Regions from separate parts of the Mus musculus genome. Here region 1 is linked to region 2. Evidence: chromatin loops called from intact Hi-C (ENCODE). Cell type or tissue: left cerebral cortex. All regions are shown on one strand.

Evidence for each region. Peaks named below come from ENCODE experiments on the same cell type or tissue, not always from the same donor. Only the 100,000 strongest peaks of a DNase experiment are listed, where the experiment ranks them.
Region 1: it touches region 2 in a loop (4-fold over the local background); 1 of 42 quality-filtered maps calls a loop at or near these places.

What each region holds. Positions count from the first base shown.
Region 1 is chr19:37,306,187-37,314,186 of GRCm38, reverse strand. Ide (insulin degrading enzyme) reads left to right here. Exons shown (of 25, transcript NM_031156.4): 8 at 115-207; 9 at 586-677; 10 at 2,024-2,104; 11 at 4,296-4,399. Among named protein-coding and RNA genes, the nearest start is that of Ide, 24 kb to the left of the region's middle. In left cerebral cortex, a CTCF peak has its summit at 3,854 (motif pointing right); DNase peaks (open chromatin) are centred at 2,565, 3,888 and 7,661; H3K27ac peaks cover 283 bases.
Region 2 is chr19:37,372,691-37,380,690 of GRCm38, reverse strand. Kif11 (kinesin family member 11) reads right to left here and starts at 4,309. Exons shown (of 22, transcript NM_010615.2): 1 at 4,024-4,309. The coding sequence starts at 4,097. In left cerebral cortex, a CTCF peak has its summit at 4,353; a DNase peak (open chromatin) is centred at 4,464; H3K4me3 peaks cover 1,806 bases; H3K27ac peaks cover 944 bases.

The DNA.
Region 1 (8,000 bases), 67 kb after region 2:
GTGTGTACCACACACATACTCCATGCACACATAGTAATAAATACTTGAAAAAAAGAAAAAAGAAAAGAAAAGCCACACATTTAATTATATTGTCCTTTTCTTTGAATATTGCAGGCTGGGTGAATACCCTGGTTGGTGGACAGAAGGAAGGAGCCCGAGGTTTTATGTTTTTTATCATTAATGTGGACTTAACTGAAGAAGGGTTATGTAAGTATTAATTGCATTTATTTTTTAATTTCTCATGCTGGAGGAAGAAGCTGTAACACGTTATTTAATTCACATGCTTGATCCAGTGTATTTTTCACATGTAACCTGGCCTTTGTTTGTCATAACCCTTGCCCCTTAACAGTTGGTTTTATGTAAAATGTATATGTGGCTTTTCATTTACTGCCCCAATGTCTGTTCTGTCACATGTCCCCGAGTCCAGAGGGCTGTGTGTGGGACATCTCAAGCCAGGCTCACGGAGATGAGGACTCCTTGTTCTAGAAGGGACTGTCTCCGTTTAACCCAACTAGGCTTAGGAGTGAGCCCGTGCTTGAAGGCTGCAAGGACTGAATGGTTTTTAAGTGTGCCCCTTTTTTCCAGTGCACGTTGAAGATATAATTTTGCACATGTTTCAATACATTCAGAAGCTACGTGCAGAAGGACCTCAAGAATGGGTTTTCCAAGAGTGCAAGGTACTTTTGTTTCACCAAAATTTTTCTTAAGAAATCTATTTTCCAAAAGCAGACATACGTAAACTAATTTAAGGCCCAGTTAAACTTCGGGCTTTTCCCTAATTAAAGTCTAAAATGTTGCAATGCATAGTTGTATTAACTCAGGCTTCGTTGCTGTCTGATTTGTTAGTTAGGGCACGAGTTAGGGGCTGAGGTGTCGTGTTGCTCTTGAGGAGGAAAGCTAGCACCTTACAGGGCTTTTGTCCCCTCCTGCCCAAAGCTGCATAAGATCTGTTCATCTTAGATCCGGTGATCAAAGTCTAAAAGAAGCAAATTGTTTCATGTATGATAATTGTGTTCTTCAAAGTGATTTTACTGTATGCATAGAAAACCCCACCCCTACCCCTTTTCTGTGACAGCTTATATCTTACTATATAATCCACAGAGCTCTCTCTACCTGCCTCTTCCTCCCTAGTGCTGGTATTAAAGGCTTAAACCATCATAGCTGGCTTCTTTAAAAAATATATATAAAACACAAAGTGTTTGTCTTTCAAACTTTTATTTATTCTTATTTATTACTTGTTTTTATTTTTTGAGACAGGGTTTCTCTGTGCAGCCCTTGCTGTCCTGGAACTAGCTTTGTAGACCAGGCAGGCCTTGAACCCAGAGATCCACCTGTCTCTGCCTCCAGAGTGTTGAGACTAAAGGGCACGAGACACCAGCCTGGCTGTCTTAAATTTTAAAATTCTGACATGTCTTTGGATTGGGTAGCTTTTGCCCACTGGTGCTGAGGATCCAGCGCTAGACTTGCTGTGTGTAAGGCAAGTACCCTAGCACAGAGCTATATTCCCACCCAGCCCAAGCAGTAGCCTTTACATTCTGCAGATATTTAAAGTGTAATTATACCTTGTGGAAATCTTCCTGGAAGTTTCAGATTTCACAAGGATCTTTCACAGCTTTCTGATTCCCTGACTAGTTGTTTCAGTAATTTAGGCAGTAGAACCTTTTTTTAAAAAACATACAAAACATAGTCTTTTGCTGTGCCGTCCAGGCCAGCCTAACTTCTGACCCTCCTGCTCCACCCTCCAACGTGCTGGAATTCCAAACATGTGCCTCATGCCCAGGCATGGCACCTTTCACATTACCTGTTTATTTTTTTTTAGGATTGTTTACTTATTTTAAGCCTCTGTTGATAAGTTTTAATTTATGTTTTTCCATGTCTTATGCATTCTTAAATCAGCTACTGCCAGTTTTCATAAGTGTAATGTTGATAAAATTGGAGTACGCAGCCTATAGTTCAAACAAAGCACTAAAAATATATTTCTCAATAATTGACTTATGTCTACTTGGTTACCGTTCTGTCCTAGGACTTGAATGCTGTTGCTTTCAGATTTAAAGATAAAGAGAGACCACGAGGCTATACGTCCAAGATTGCAGGAAAGTTGCACGTAAGTTGATTTTCTTGTCCACAGTGGGGTGTGGAATCTTTTAGCTCCTCCATGTTACTTTCAGTGCTACACTAATGATACAAATTGGGACTCACAAAACTTGAGACATTTTAGCACTGGGCAACTTTTGATGATGAGACACATTTGGAATGTTACTGCTCCTTATCCTAAAAATGACTTTCTGTAGTATTTTTATCACGTGGGCTGTGTTAGTTACAGTTGTATAGCTGTGAAGCCACAGTTTTATCGCTGTATTTATTACCGCAACTCTTATGAAAGAAACAATTTAATTGGGGCTGGCTTACAGTTCAGAGGCTTGTTTAGTCCATTATTGATATCCTGGGCCTAGCTTGAGCATTTGAAACCTCAAAGCCCACCGCCATTTACACACTTCCTCACCAGGCCACACCTCTCAATAGTGCTACTTCCTATGGGCCTGTGTGGGCGGCCATTTTCATTCACACCACCACAGTGGGTGTTTGGCTTATCGGCTGTGTTTTTCAGTTCTCCAGCATCTGTCAAGTGCTCCCTCTGTGAACATTTTATATCATCTATTTTCCCCGTATCCCTTGTTACTGCGTTACTTTGAGCTACTCTTAACTGGTGGCTCTGTCACAGTCTCCTACCTCTGTTTTCAATTTTGTTCTCCATGATAGCTTGCTTTTCTAGCTTAAACGATTTTTTTAAAGGCATATACCTTAAAATTATTTATTTTCTGGTGTTGGGATCAAACTCAAGGCCTTATGAATACTAGGTAGCAGTCTAAAATTAAGCTATACTTCCAGCCCCTCAGTGGTTTTTGAAAACTAAACCCAGGTTGTTTTATTCATCTGCTCAAAATTCTCTGATGGTTTTCCCTTAGTGTTGTAAAATCCAGAGCATCCTTGGCCTACGAGGAAGTCTGAGATGTGCTGTGCTCCCTGGCCACATTCCTAGCCACTCCACAGGCCCCCCTTTCCAGTTCCATGTTGCTCTAGCTGTAACAGCTTTCTGTCTAATTTCCACACATTAATCATACCATCCTCCCTTCAATAGCAGTAGTGACTGACCCCGTGCCTCTCACAGGGTTGGTGGGCTGTACTGCTGAGCTACATCCCCAGGCCTCGTTCTCTGTTTCTGTTGTTGGGAAACACTCTCACTGAGTTGCTCAAGTCTTGAGCTCATTTTGTAGCTCTGGAAGGCCTTGAACTGCAGTCCCCCTGCCTCAGTCTCCTCATTGGCTGTTGGACAGGCCTGCACCATCAGACCTGGCTGTGCCTTTTGCACTTGCTGTTGACTGTAAGTGGACTACGTCTCTGGTGTTTGCATCTCCTTATCCTAGATGGCTTTCAGGAAGACCTTCCCTGGCCTTCCAAACTGAAGCAATGCCCCTGCCTCTGCTCCCCTTATTTCCTTCACGGTACCTATTGTATTTATTGTATATATTGATCCAGCTGCTTATTGTGCCAGTTAACAATCCATGTTCCTGGAGGTCAGGACTTCATGTGTCTCTCTACCCTTTGCCCTCGGTACCTGAAGCAATATCTAGAAAAGCCGCGTACTAACGTTTTCATGAAGAGTCAGTCCAACGCACAAGTTTAGAAATTACTTTTACTAAAGCAATGACAAAAACTTATACAGTAGTTTTATACAGGAGCCAGATATAATCCACTTCTTTCTACGCCTTTGTAAGTGTTTGATTTCATTTCTCGAAATTTGAGAGAATACAGTTTATAAAAGCTCGTGCACTGTATATTACAAAAGCCTCTAGGTGTCAGTATTTCATTGTCAGTTTCTCATTTGCAAGTGTCAGTATTTAATCAGGTAAATTGTAGGTTTTCTTCAAAGGAAATGTGAGAGGGAGCTGTGGTGATAGCTCAGGCTTGTAGGGGCTGAGGCAGGATTGTGAGTTCCAGGATAGCCTGGGCTACAGAATCAGAGCCTACTTCCCCTTCCCAGTCTCAGTAATGTGAATAGATGCCAAGATTGGCTATGTACTCAGCAGAACCATCGTGTGTGAGACTTAATGATGGAGCGTGTCCACCTAGGATGCACAGGGCCCTGCTGAAGAGAAAGGTGTGAGAGAACAGAACCTTGCTAAAACGGGGTATATAAAATAATAAACGTGTTATATTACTATAGTCTATATCTGCTTATGTTAATACACTGATAGCCTTCAAGTGTTAATTGTTTATACTTTACTTTTTCAAAGTATTATCCCCTAAATGGAGTGCTCACAGCTGAATATCTATTGGAGGAATTTAGACCCGACTTGATAGACATGGTTCTTGATAAACTCAGACCAGAAAATGTGCGGTAAGTCATCGGCAGCTTTTACTGTCACTGAATTTTTCTCACGGTTAGAATCTAAAAATTTACAATTGTGAATAAAACACTTTTATGTCTATGTACTTATTTATTTTTGAGGCAGGATCTCACTATGTAGCCTTGGGTGACCTGGCGGTCACTATGTATTTCAAGCTGGCCTAAATCTCACAAAAATGTGCCTGCTTCTGTTTTCAGAGTGCCGGGACTAAAGGTGTGCGCCACCAAGCTAGGCCCGTGAAGTTTTTAGGTCAGGTATGATGACAAGCCTCTTATGATGGTGCTCACCCATCACTCCAGCACTTGGCAAGCAAACATTCAAGGCTAGCCTCAGTTACATAGGGAGTTTGAGGCTAACCTGGGTTACATAATAAAACCTTCTCTCAGAATATCACAAACAAAAAAGTTGATTGCACAAGTAGAGAGGAGCATAATGACAACAGCAAGCTTCAGCCGCCCGCCCTCAGTCCACGATCAGTCTCAGCTGCAGCCCAGCTCCCTCCTCCACCCTCTATAAAGTCCAGGGGTAGAAATACATAAGAGAAAAAAAAAACAAACCAGTTCAAACTCAGATTTCCTATAGTCTTGGCCTCTCATAGCAGATAAATTACCAGGCGAGAGTAATACAGCCATGGACACAGGCCAGGTGTCCTCTCACCCAGCACAGCTGACACTGTCCATCTGGAGCGAGGATTTAGAGCATTTTATTTAGTGACGAAATGGGGAAAACGTTCAGATTAGTATGGATTATTATCAGACTATGTTAAGTGCTAAGTATTAAATGCCTTATCAATATAAAAGTATTAAATGCCTTACTTTTTGTTTAAAAAAATACATTAAGGGTCAAAGTTTAGAAATCTTTCCCAGTGAAAATAAGTTATGAGATCGTACAGAAATTAAATCTGTTTTATGTATCCAATCACAACAAATTATAGTCTATCTTGTGTTCAATTTCTTTGTTTGTTTGTAAGATCTATTTTGATTCAATTAATTGTGTCTTTGAGTGCTGTGTGCCCCATGTGTGGGATGCCCTTAGAAATCAGAGGGAATTAGGTTTCTTGGAGCTGGCATTACAGGTGGTTGTTAGTCACCCAGTGTGGGTGCTGGGAGCTGAGTTTAAGTCTCCTGGAAGAATTCCAAGTGCCCTTAGCCACTGGGCCATCTCTCCAGCCCAAGTTCTGTATTTTGAAGGGGGGGTGTGTCCTCATTTTATAGCCTCACTGGCCTATAAATTGCTACGTAAATCAGACTGGCTTCAAAGCTTCATGGCTCCTCCCATCTCTCCCTCCTAAGACTCAGAATTACAGTCTTTTAAGACTCTCATGGTCCAGGCTGGCCATGAGGATAAGCCTGGACTCCTGTGTCTCCTGCCTTCATCTTCAGGCACTGAGATCACAGGTGTGCCCGCCACGCCTGCCTCTGTCTTGTACCAGTATTGTAAGTCCATGGTTGTTGTCTAATCCTCAGTTACTCAATGCTGATTGTAATCCGGAAAATCTTACTCAAAAACTAGTTGTTAAAGAAGCTAAGATATATGGCCTAGTTACTTATATGCCTACAGCTGCAGATAATTCACTTAAATACTAAAGAATAAAAAAGTCAGGAACTTTGCTTTTTTGAATAATAAAGTTGACAATTAAATACTAATATAGCTGAAGCTGCTCATTCCTAGATGGAGAAGAGGTAGAGTTTGCGTGAATCAGATGCTGTAACTGATATAGCAGGAGGTGTGGGCTATGAGGCCAAACTCCCGAACTCCACTGCAGTTCTGTATATTGCAACACAGAAAATGGGGAAGTTAAAATATTTATTAAAAACAACAAAACCATAAAATACTTAGGCATTTAACTAAAAGTGAACAAGACCTCCACACAGAAACTACAAGACATCTGGGTATGGTGGCAAGTTTGAGATCAGCCTGGGATATATAGTGAATTTGAGGTCTATTTGAGCATGGGCTATATATATAGCAGGACCCCACAGTGTATCAGCAAGTAAGCATGCCTGCCGTGCACGCCTGGCGACCTGATTTGAACCCTAGAACCCACATTGCGGTGACTCTCCAAAGTTTCTCTCAGACCTTCCATACATGCACAATGTAACATGTACCCACATACATGACATGTTTCAAACACACGCACACCCTTGAGAAATCATGATTTAAATAGTAATCTTTGCTGCTTAAAGTCAGTCATTTTGGGGAGTGCGTGTGCCGGAGCCCATGCTTACGTGTGATTAAATTGCTGTTTCTAAATTTGCTATCTTGTGCAATTAGACTTTAAGACTCTCTTTTTCTGCTTACTGTCACTTTAAAGAAAAGTGTTTTTCCTATAGAGGCTTAGATCTGTGATTGCTGTCACTGTAACTGGGGCCGCTCACTAAGGAAGTGCAGAACAGCCTGTGGTAATCTTGCCAGCTGCCAGGCAAGAACTGTGTTGCTTAAAGGTACATGTAGTTTTTTTGTTTTTGTTTTTGTTTTTGTTTTTTAAGACAAGGTGTCTGTATGTAGCCCTGGCTGTCCTGGAACTCACTCTGTAGACCAGACTGGCCTCGAACTCAGAAATCCACCTGCCTCCGACTCCCAAGTGCCGGGATTAAAGGCGTGCGCCACCACTGCCCTGCTCACATTTTACTTTTTAAATCCCACTGAGACAAGTTTAATATTGCAACCAGGGAAGGAAAGGCTCAGAGTGAAAAGACCGGGAGAGGTTATTTAACTCGGCCCATCAGTGTGCTACTGTTATGCTGTACAACCTAAGGAGTTTCCATCCAAGGAGGGAGCTCTTTAACTCTAAGGTAGAGATGTTTCTTTTCAGTGCTGATACTGTTTGCTGGTCTGTGGGTGCGCCTGTTCTAGTTTATCCTCAGAACTCACTTTCTTATGCCCGACCAGTCAGTGTCTTTATCAAACTCTGTCAAGGTGCAGCAAGAGTGTCTTTGCTGGGTCCCTAGTATAAGTCATAAATAATTATATTAATTTGCGACTTGTTATTCATGATGAATCCACTCAGAGCCTGTTTTCTGGCTTAGTGGTTAAAGTGCTTGCTAGAACCATGTAAGTGACAGATGGCCTTGGAGGCCCACTTGCAATTCCAGTCTTGGAAGGAAGAGATGGAATCTCTAGGCAATCTCACTAGGGAGACTAACAGTATTGGCGAGCTCTGGGTTTGCTTGAGAGAGCCTGCCTTAGTGAGTAGAGTGGAAAAGTATTGAGGACAATTTACAGCATCACCTAGGACTACCACATGCACACATCACCACCTCCCCCTACACACACATACACTTGACACATGAAAATGGAAAGAGAATTGGAGATTCTGACAGTGGGTGGGATTGAGCAGATGAGTGTGTTGATGGCAGCACTAGGCATTCGACTGTGAGGGCAGCATTCAGAGGCTCCAGTCAGCCTGGGGGAACCAATAGAGCGAGCCAATGCTGATGCAGACCTAGTTATTGATGTGGACTGTGAGACAGAAACAGAACCAACTGACTATGCTAACTCAGCCAAGCTAATTGTCTAGAATTCCTCAACCTAAAAGGTTCAAATGGGCTTTGTCCCAGTGCGGGGTTGGGTGTGCTGGTGGAAATGTAA
Region 2 (8,000 bases):
GTCTCAATGTTATGTAAAAGTTGTTTTTCATCATCTCTGATTTGTTAATAAACAGCTAGTCAGCCTATGGTGGGGCAGGAGAAGACAGTAGAAGTGAGGCATAGGATCCCAGGGAGGGAGAGATTGAGGGAGGAGGGAGAGAGGGGAGGGGGGAGGAGGAGGAAGAAGAGGAGGGAAAGGAGGAGGAGGAGGAAAAGGAGGAGAAGGAGAAAAGAAAAGAAGAAAGGTGTAGAGAGACCAACGTGTGGGACACCAAGAGGATTGGCCAAGAGTACACGTGGAGCAGAGCAAGCCAGAGCAAGATACAGATGGCAAGAAAAGGGGCATTTATCTGGATGTTAGCAGCCAAGTCAGGCTGAATAGCTCAGAACCTGCCAAGCACATTGCCAACAGGTTCTTTTTTTTTTTTTTTAAAGGATTTTATTTATTTTATGTATATGAGTCCACTGAGGCTGTCTTCAGACACACCAGAAGAGGGCATCAGATCCCATTACAGATGGTTGTGAGGCACCATATGATTGCTGGGATTTGACTCAGGACCTTTGGAATAGCAGTCAGTGCTCTTAGCCGCTGAGCCATCTCTCCAGCCCGCCAACAGGTTCTTAATAAAAATTCCAGGTCTCTGTGTGTTTTAGTCAAAAGCTAAACAGGATAAAGTGGGTGTAAAAAAAACCCAGAGATAACTGGAAACAAAAGGAAGTGTGGCAATCCCCACCATCACTACCAAAATACTATTATACACAACTCTAGCTCTAAGTGACCCATGCGCTCTTCTGACTTCATCCATACAGGCACGTAATTACACATAAACGAAAATAAATCCTTGCATTAAAAACTTTAAAATAAATAATAAACTCAACAAAGTATCCAGGTTAGGGCAGGTGAGCAGGGTAAGGCGGTAAAAGCAATCCCTGGGTCAAGTCTGAGGACACGATTTAAAATGAGCAGACTCCCCAGATTTCTCTGCCGGTCTACACACACACACACACACACACACACACACACACACACCACCCCCTGCAGCACATGAATGCTGGCACTGACATACACATTATACACACATATAAGATTTAAAATTAACATATAGACAGCTGGGCGGTGGTGGCACATGCCTTTAATCCCAGCACTTGGGAGGCAGAGGCAAGCAGATTTCTGAGTTCGAGGCCAGCCTGGTCTACGGAGTGAGTTCCAGGACAGCCAGGGCTATACAGAGAAACCCTGTCATGAAAAACAAACAAACAAACAAAAACAACACATCTTCAGGACTCACACTTTTTTTTTTGTTTTGTTTTGGTTTTGGTTTTTTTTTTTTTTTTTTTTGAGACAGGGAGAACTCACACTTCTTGATTTTAAAATTTATTCTAAAGGTGTAAGCAGTCAAAACTATACGATAAACGAGACTGGAACAGACAGACACAGACCAGTGGGATTGAGTGCTCATAAATAAACCCTCTCCTATATGGGCAAATGATTTTAGACAAATGAGCCAAACCATTCAGTAATCTCTGTAACATGGTGACAGAAAACTGGGTATCCTACACAATGAAGCCGAATGTCTCACTTAACATCACATAAAGAGGACCAAAAACTTGCACCTAAGACGTAACACCATAAAACTTAGAGAAACAAAGAAGAAAAAGCCTGGCAGCTTTGGCTTTAGCAACGATTCCCTGGATCAGATACCAAAGGCACAGGCAACAGCATCAAAAATCAGGCATGGTGGCTCACACTTCTAAGGCTCAGGAGGCTGCCACAGGAGCACTGACTGCAGGACTTCAAGCCTGGGTGCAGATGAGTTGCAGGGGAGGCAGAACGCTACATAGTGAGACCCTGCCACCAAACACAAGACGATGAGGATCTAACGTACAACATCCTAAGAAAGCCTCATTTATTGCTTATTAAAGCTTAATGAGGGGCTGGTGAGATGGCTCAGTGGATAAGAGCACCCGACTGCTCTTCCGAAGGTCCGGAGTTCAAATCCCAGCAACCACATGGTGCCTCACAACCATCCGTAACGAGATCTGACTCCCTCTTCTTGAGTGTCTGAAGACAGCTACAGTGTACTTACATATAATAAATAATAAATCTTTAAAAAAAAAAAAAGCTTAATGAGACTGGCGCCAGGAACACTACTTAATAGAGAAAAGACTAACCAAACAAGAAAAAGAAAAACCTATGCCTAAACTATTGTACATAACAGACACGTGTAAACGTTTTCACTGGTAAAAAAATGTTTAAAAAAAATTCTCTTAAGGCCAGCCTTGAAATGTAGGAGGACAGTATGGACACATGAGATGTTTTATTTCTTACTTTGAGGGATAAATACTGGGATTAAAGGCTTGTACCATCACACCCCCACCGTCAGTGTTCTTTGTAACTTTTTATGACTCAAACACTTTGTAAGTAACAAAGGAAATAATAGCACACAGAAAAGGCAATATTGACTAATAATAATAATACTGCAAAAAAATTGTAAAAAAAAGTGCATTTGTTGGGTAGCTTAGGGTAAGAACACTTCTTGTTCTTCTAGAGACCTTGAGTTCTGTTTCTAGCCCCCACACCTGGGGGTGACTCACAACCACCTGTAACTCTGGCCTTAGAGGTGGTGCTCTCTTCTGCTCTCCACAAGCACTCACGTATGTGTGCAAACACCTGAATATATACCCATTATTAAAAATAAAAATTTTTTGAGGCAGAGTTTCTCTTTGTAGCCCTGGTTGTCTTGAAACTCGATCTGTAAAACATGCTGGGATTAGAGGTGTGCCCCACAACTGCCTGCCTAAATCTGCCTAATTTTTTTTTTCCTAAATTCTTAAGTGTGTCTGCTTTCCTGTTGATTAAAATGAAAGTTCCAAATTAAGTAACTAAAACTCCAGAGTTCAGCAATTAAGTATCTTTGGCAAGCCTAGAGTTGCTCACACACACACACACACACACACACACACACACACACACACACACGTCACCTAGTTTAAAAACTTGGGTCTGGTAGCTGAAACTTGAATTGCTTATAACTCCAGAACTCAGAACTAAGGCAGGGAGCTAGTCGGAGTTTGAGGCCAGTCTCAGGAAAAAAAAAAAAAAGGCAGACACAGTGGCACACACTTGTCACCCAGCAATCCCAGCTAAACGACCGAGAGGCTGAGACAGTAAAGTACGCTAACATATAGTTCCAGACCAACCTCGGTAACATCACAAAAATTCAAAAAAATTAAAAACTCTGGGTAAGTTATTTGGATGTCAGTCGGGGAGAGCTGAACCCCACACCCTCCCTCCTCTCAATTTTGTCTTTTGGTCAATGAACAAAGGCAGATAAAAGAAAGAAAGAAAGAAAGAAAGAAAGAAAGAAGGAGAGAGAAACCCTGTCTCGAAAAACCAAAAAAAAAAAAAAGAAGAAGAAGAAAAATGAGAAAGAGAAAAGATGCTGCACCTTAGCCATGTACTTTCATTAGCTCGTGAGTTTCATAAACTCATTTTACAGCTTAGCTTAAATTCAGCAATGTCTACTTGGTTATTAGAGGTGAATTTGATGGTTGCTCTTCGCTGAAAAGTGCGTTCCCTTTTAAAAGCAAACCTACTTTCATCTATTGGACCAAACACACAGAATAAAGAACTATTAGTCTTTCCGAAGTGGAAATAACCCCAAGGTGAGCGCCAAACTACATGCAAAGTAAGTAGGAAGCTTTATTCCCAAACTGACAACTCGGACGGGGTAGCACAGAGCAATGACAGCTAAATTTTCGGCGACATTGGCTTTTAAAAGGGAACGCACTTTTCAGCGAAGAGCAACCATCAAATTCTTTGTGACTGCAGCTTAACTTTAACCAACACCAACATCCCCCCCCCCCCCGAGACAAACCCTAATTTAGAACTAAACGTGGTAGCATGTTTACCGAACAAAACACGGGGAGCCCCAGAAACCGATGACTTGGTGTCCTTCAGAAAGGTAAACAAATCGCTCTCCGGAACGGCTAGCCCAAAAGCTAAGCCTCCGCGTCCGGACTCGTCCCAGCCTCTCCTTACCTGCATCTCACCACCACCTGGATGTTCCTGCCCTTTTCCTCTTTCTTCTTCAAAGAACTCGGCTGGGACGCCATGACGGTCGAGCCAAAACCTGCCGGCCTAGCGGAGACTCAGACACAGTGAGAACCGGGAGCAGCCTCTCCTCACCCGGTGCTGCCAAGGCCACGAGGACCGAGACTCGCAGCTCGGCGTCCCCGAGGTCCACGCAGGCCTCTTGGCCGTGGCCGCCGCCCCGCAAAAGCCGGACAGGACGAACCTCCTCCTCTGCTCCGAAATCAGCAACGATTCCGCGCCTCAATTTTGAAAAATGGAGACGACTGACCGGACCAATAGCAGAGCGGCACGCGAGGCATCATGGGACGCCGTGTCGTCACTGTGGTGACGACGGGGCGTGACCCGAAGAAATGGATGGCGGTGCAGGCTGGCTCCTGTAGTCCGAAGTTCACTGTGCAAGCTTTCAGTGCTGCCGCTGGCGGGCTTCTGGGGCCTGGGACGCCTACATCGCCGCATTCGCTGGGTCCTTACCGCCCTCCGAGGCTTCTCGCTTTCCGTAGAGAGGTGACGAACAACTCGGCCGTTTAAGGTGTAGGTGGGGACCGGGGAAACAGAAAAGCCGAGTCCTCCGCCTCATCGGGTTTCCGGAGCTGCTTTTTCTGTTTCGCGGGATCTTAAATGCGGTTTAGCCTCTCCGATGTAACTTAGCGAGGATCAGAGAAAGCGCCGCCGACCTCGCCAAATACCCGCCTTCCGCACTCCAGATCCCTGGTCCTCTGGATTAAGCAAAGCCAACTGTCTACTGGTAAACTACTCTCGGAGGCAGGAGTGGCAGAGGAGCTCTCCGAGTTCCAGACCAGCCTGATCTATAAAGCGAGGCCAGGACGGCCAGGGCTGGTTGCACAGAGAAACGCTGTCTCCAAAAACAAACAAACAAAAACAAAACAAAAGCTAGCCCCAGAGACTCACTGCTATCTCAAAATGTCCCACAAAGTGAACATATTGAACATCTTTATACCCTTGCCTCCGGCCAGTCTTTCTCACTTCAACACGTGTTTTTAACCAGACCCTTCCTCTGCAATCACCTTCCTCCAAGACTTTGAATCTCGTCCCTGAATGACTTCCTTCGATGTTCCTACTGCTACCCTTTTTTTCTCCTCCCTGCTACTGCATTCACTCAGCAAATATCCTTTAAAAAGCAAACCAAACACATATAGGGACAGAGGCAGAAAGATCAGGAGTTCAAGCGTCCATTTCATACATTTCCAGTTTAGTATCAAACTGTGTTATGTCCATCATTTGCTATTTATTCGTTTGTTTTAAACAAGATATCTTTCTGAACACAAGGCTGGCCCTGTGAGAATCCTCAATGATCTTCCTGCCTTCTGCATACTGGTATTGAAAGAATGAGCTACCAGTCCTGGCTGGTTTCTTGTTTGCTTTTTTTTTTTTTTTTTTTTGAGGGGTGTGGCTTAAGATTATTTATTTATGTGTGGGGTAGTGTGTCTGTGTGTGTGTCCTCCAAGTGTGTGGTGGTGCCCTTGGACAGAAGATGGCATTGAATGCCCTGGAACTGTAGTTAAAAAGTCAGTTGTGAACCACCTACAGTGGGCGCTAGGACCTGAATTCAGGTCCTGTGGAAGAACAGGAAGTGCTCTTAACAGCTCTTATCCATCTCTCCAGCCCATGATTTTTTTTGTTGTTGTTGGTTTTTTTGGGTTTTTTTTTTTTTTTTTTTTCGAGACAGGGTTTCTCTGTATTGCCCTGGCTGTCCTGGAACTCACTCTGTAGACCAGGCTGGCCTCGAACTCAGAAATCCACTTGCCTCTGCCTCCCGAGTGCTGCATCCCATGATTTTTGTCTTTTTGTCTTTTTTTTTTTTTTTTTTTTTTTTTTTAATCTTTTGGAATTAGATGCAAAAGGTCTTACCATTCCTGTGTTTTCCGATGGGCTTGCTTGGCCCCTGTGAAAGGGTCATTCATGCAGACCACTATTCTAAGGTGGTGTTTACCCTGTTCTCTGTCTCCCCTTGTACTACGAGTGCCAGCGCCTCAGTGGAACTCTAGTCCATTGGCACTTTGGATGCCTTCCTCATTCTCATTTTTCTGTCAGTTTCTGGTTTTTAAAGACTGTTTTGTTTGTTTGGGTGGTTTTTTTGTTTTGTTTTTATGTATTTATTATTACACATAAGTACACTGTAGCTGACTTCAGACGCACCAGAAGAGAGCGTCAGATCTCATTACGGGTGATTGTGAGCCACCATGTGGTTGCTGGGATTTGAACTCAGCACCTTTGGAAGAGCAGTCAGTGCTGTTAACCACTGAGCCATCTCACCAGCCCCCATGGCTTGGTGGGGTTGTTTGTTTGTTTGTTTGTTTTTTACTGGGTTGGTTGAACAAGCTTGTAATCTCAGTCTCAGGGTTTGGATTAGCAAATTCAAGCCAGGCTGGACTACAAGAGACCCTAGAAAAAACAAAACTTGACCATCCTGTCTAAAGGAACTTGCTATTTGCTTCTTTAACACTACACTTTATAATTATGTTGTGGTTTTTTTTTTTTTCCTACCTGAGTGTAAACTTCATCTGGGTCCTTCTTCACATTGTTTTGGGGTTTTTTGAGATGGGTTTTATGTAGCTCAGGCTAGCCTCCAGCTCACTGGCTAGCTGAGGATGGCTTTGATCATACTGCGTCCACCTCCCCCGTGCTGAGATCACAGGTGTTTACCACCATACCTATTTATACTGGACTGGGCATCAGACCCAAGGCTTCTTTGTGCTAGACCAGCACTCTACCATCTACACCCCTCGCTGGTTTTCCAGTCTCTTGTAAGACATTTATATATATTTACAGACAAAGTAAATATATCCTTGGTACCTGAAGGAAAATACTTAACATTTCACAGTTTGGGTTTCCTTGTAGTAAAATGGAGATAATAAAAATTATCATTATCTGACTTACCAGGTCTGCTGCTTGCTAAATGCACAGACACACACACATACACAAAGCCCTGCAAACAAGAGTTGGTGCAAAGAAATTCATTTATTTCCCCTCTGAGCCAGAACTGCAAGAGTAATGGAAAGCGACGCCCAGAAGCATATCTATATAGGTTGAGCTGTAAGATAAATTACCCAAACTGAAAGATGATGCCTTTTCCTGGGGGAGAGCTCTGGACAGCAGAGTTTCAGCCTGTCCCTGTGCCAGCATCAATCTCCTGGGAAAGCATTAGGAAGCCCTGAGGATCCAACCTAAGGCTTTATGTATGCCAGGAAGGTACTGTACCGTTAACAAGCATTCTCAACCCTTAAACATGGTGTGTGTGTGTGTGTGTGTGTGTGTGTGTAATTTTAATTTTTTTCAGGGTTCCTGTTTTATTGTTAGAATCATTAGAGGATTAAGTGCCTAGCAGATAATTTTTTTTTTAAAGAAAGAAGCAAAGAAAAGGAAAAAATGTCTTTCTCCTTCATAAGTATCAAAACAGTGTCTCTGTACAATCTTTTTGATTGTGGCAAGGAATTCAAGAAAATAGCTAAAAATTTCAAATACAGGCTCAGTAGCACAGCATTGGGTCAGTATGCTTGAGACCTTGCTCTTGATCCCTGGTACTGAAAAAAAGAAAAAAATCCTAAAGGCTGAGTATATTGGCACACACCTATAATCCCAGTACTTTTGAGGTGGAGGCAGTAGAAGTGCAGCTAGTTTTCTTTAACTACTGATCCATCTCCTCAGGTCCACAAAGAAGGAAAATCTTGAGCTAGGCTTGGTGCTTAGGCTGTAAGTTCCACCACTCAGGAGGTGGAGGCAGGAGGATCAGGAGTTCAAGGTCAGCTTTGGCTACATCAGAGTCAAGAACAGCCTGCAGTATTTGAGACCTTGCTTTTCCAGAGGACCCACGTTCTGTTCCCTGTACCTACTTAGTGGCTTACAACTCTTTGAGATTGCAGTCCCAGGGGATCTGATCTTCTCTTCTGGCCTCTGTAGTCAAC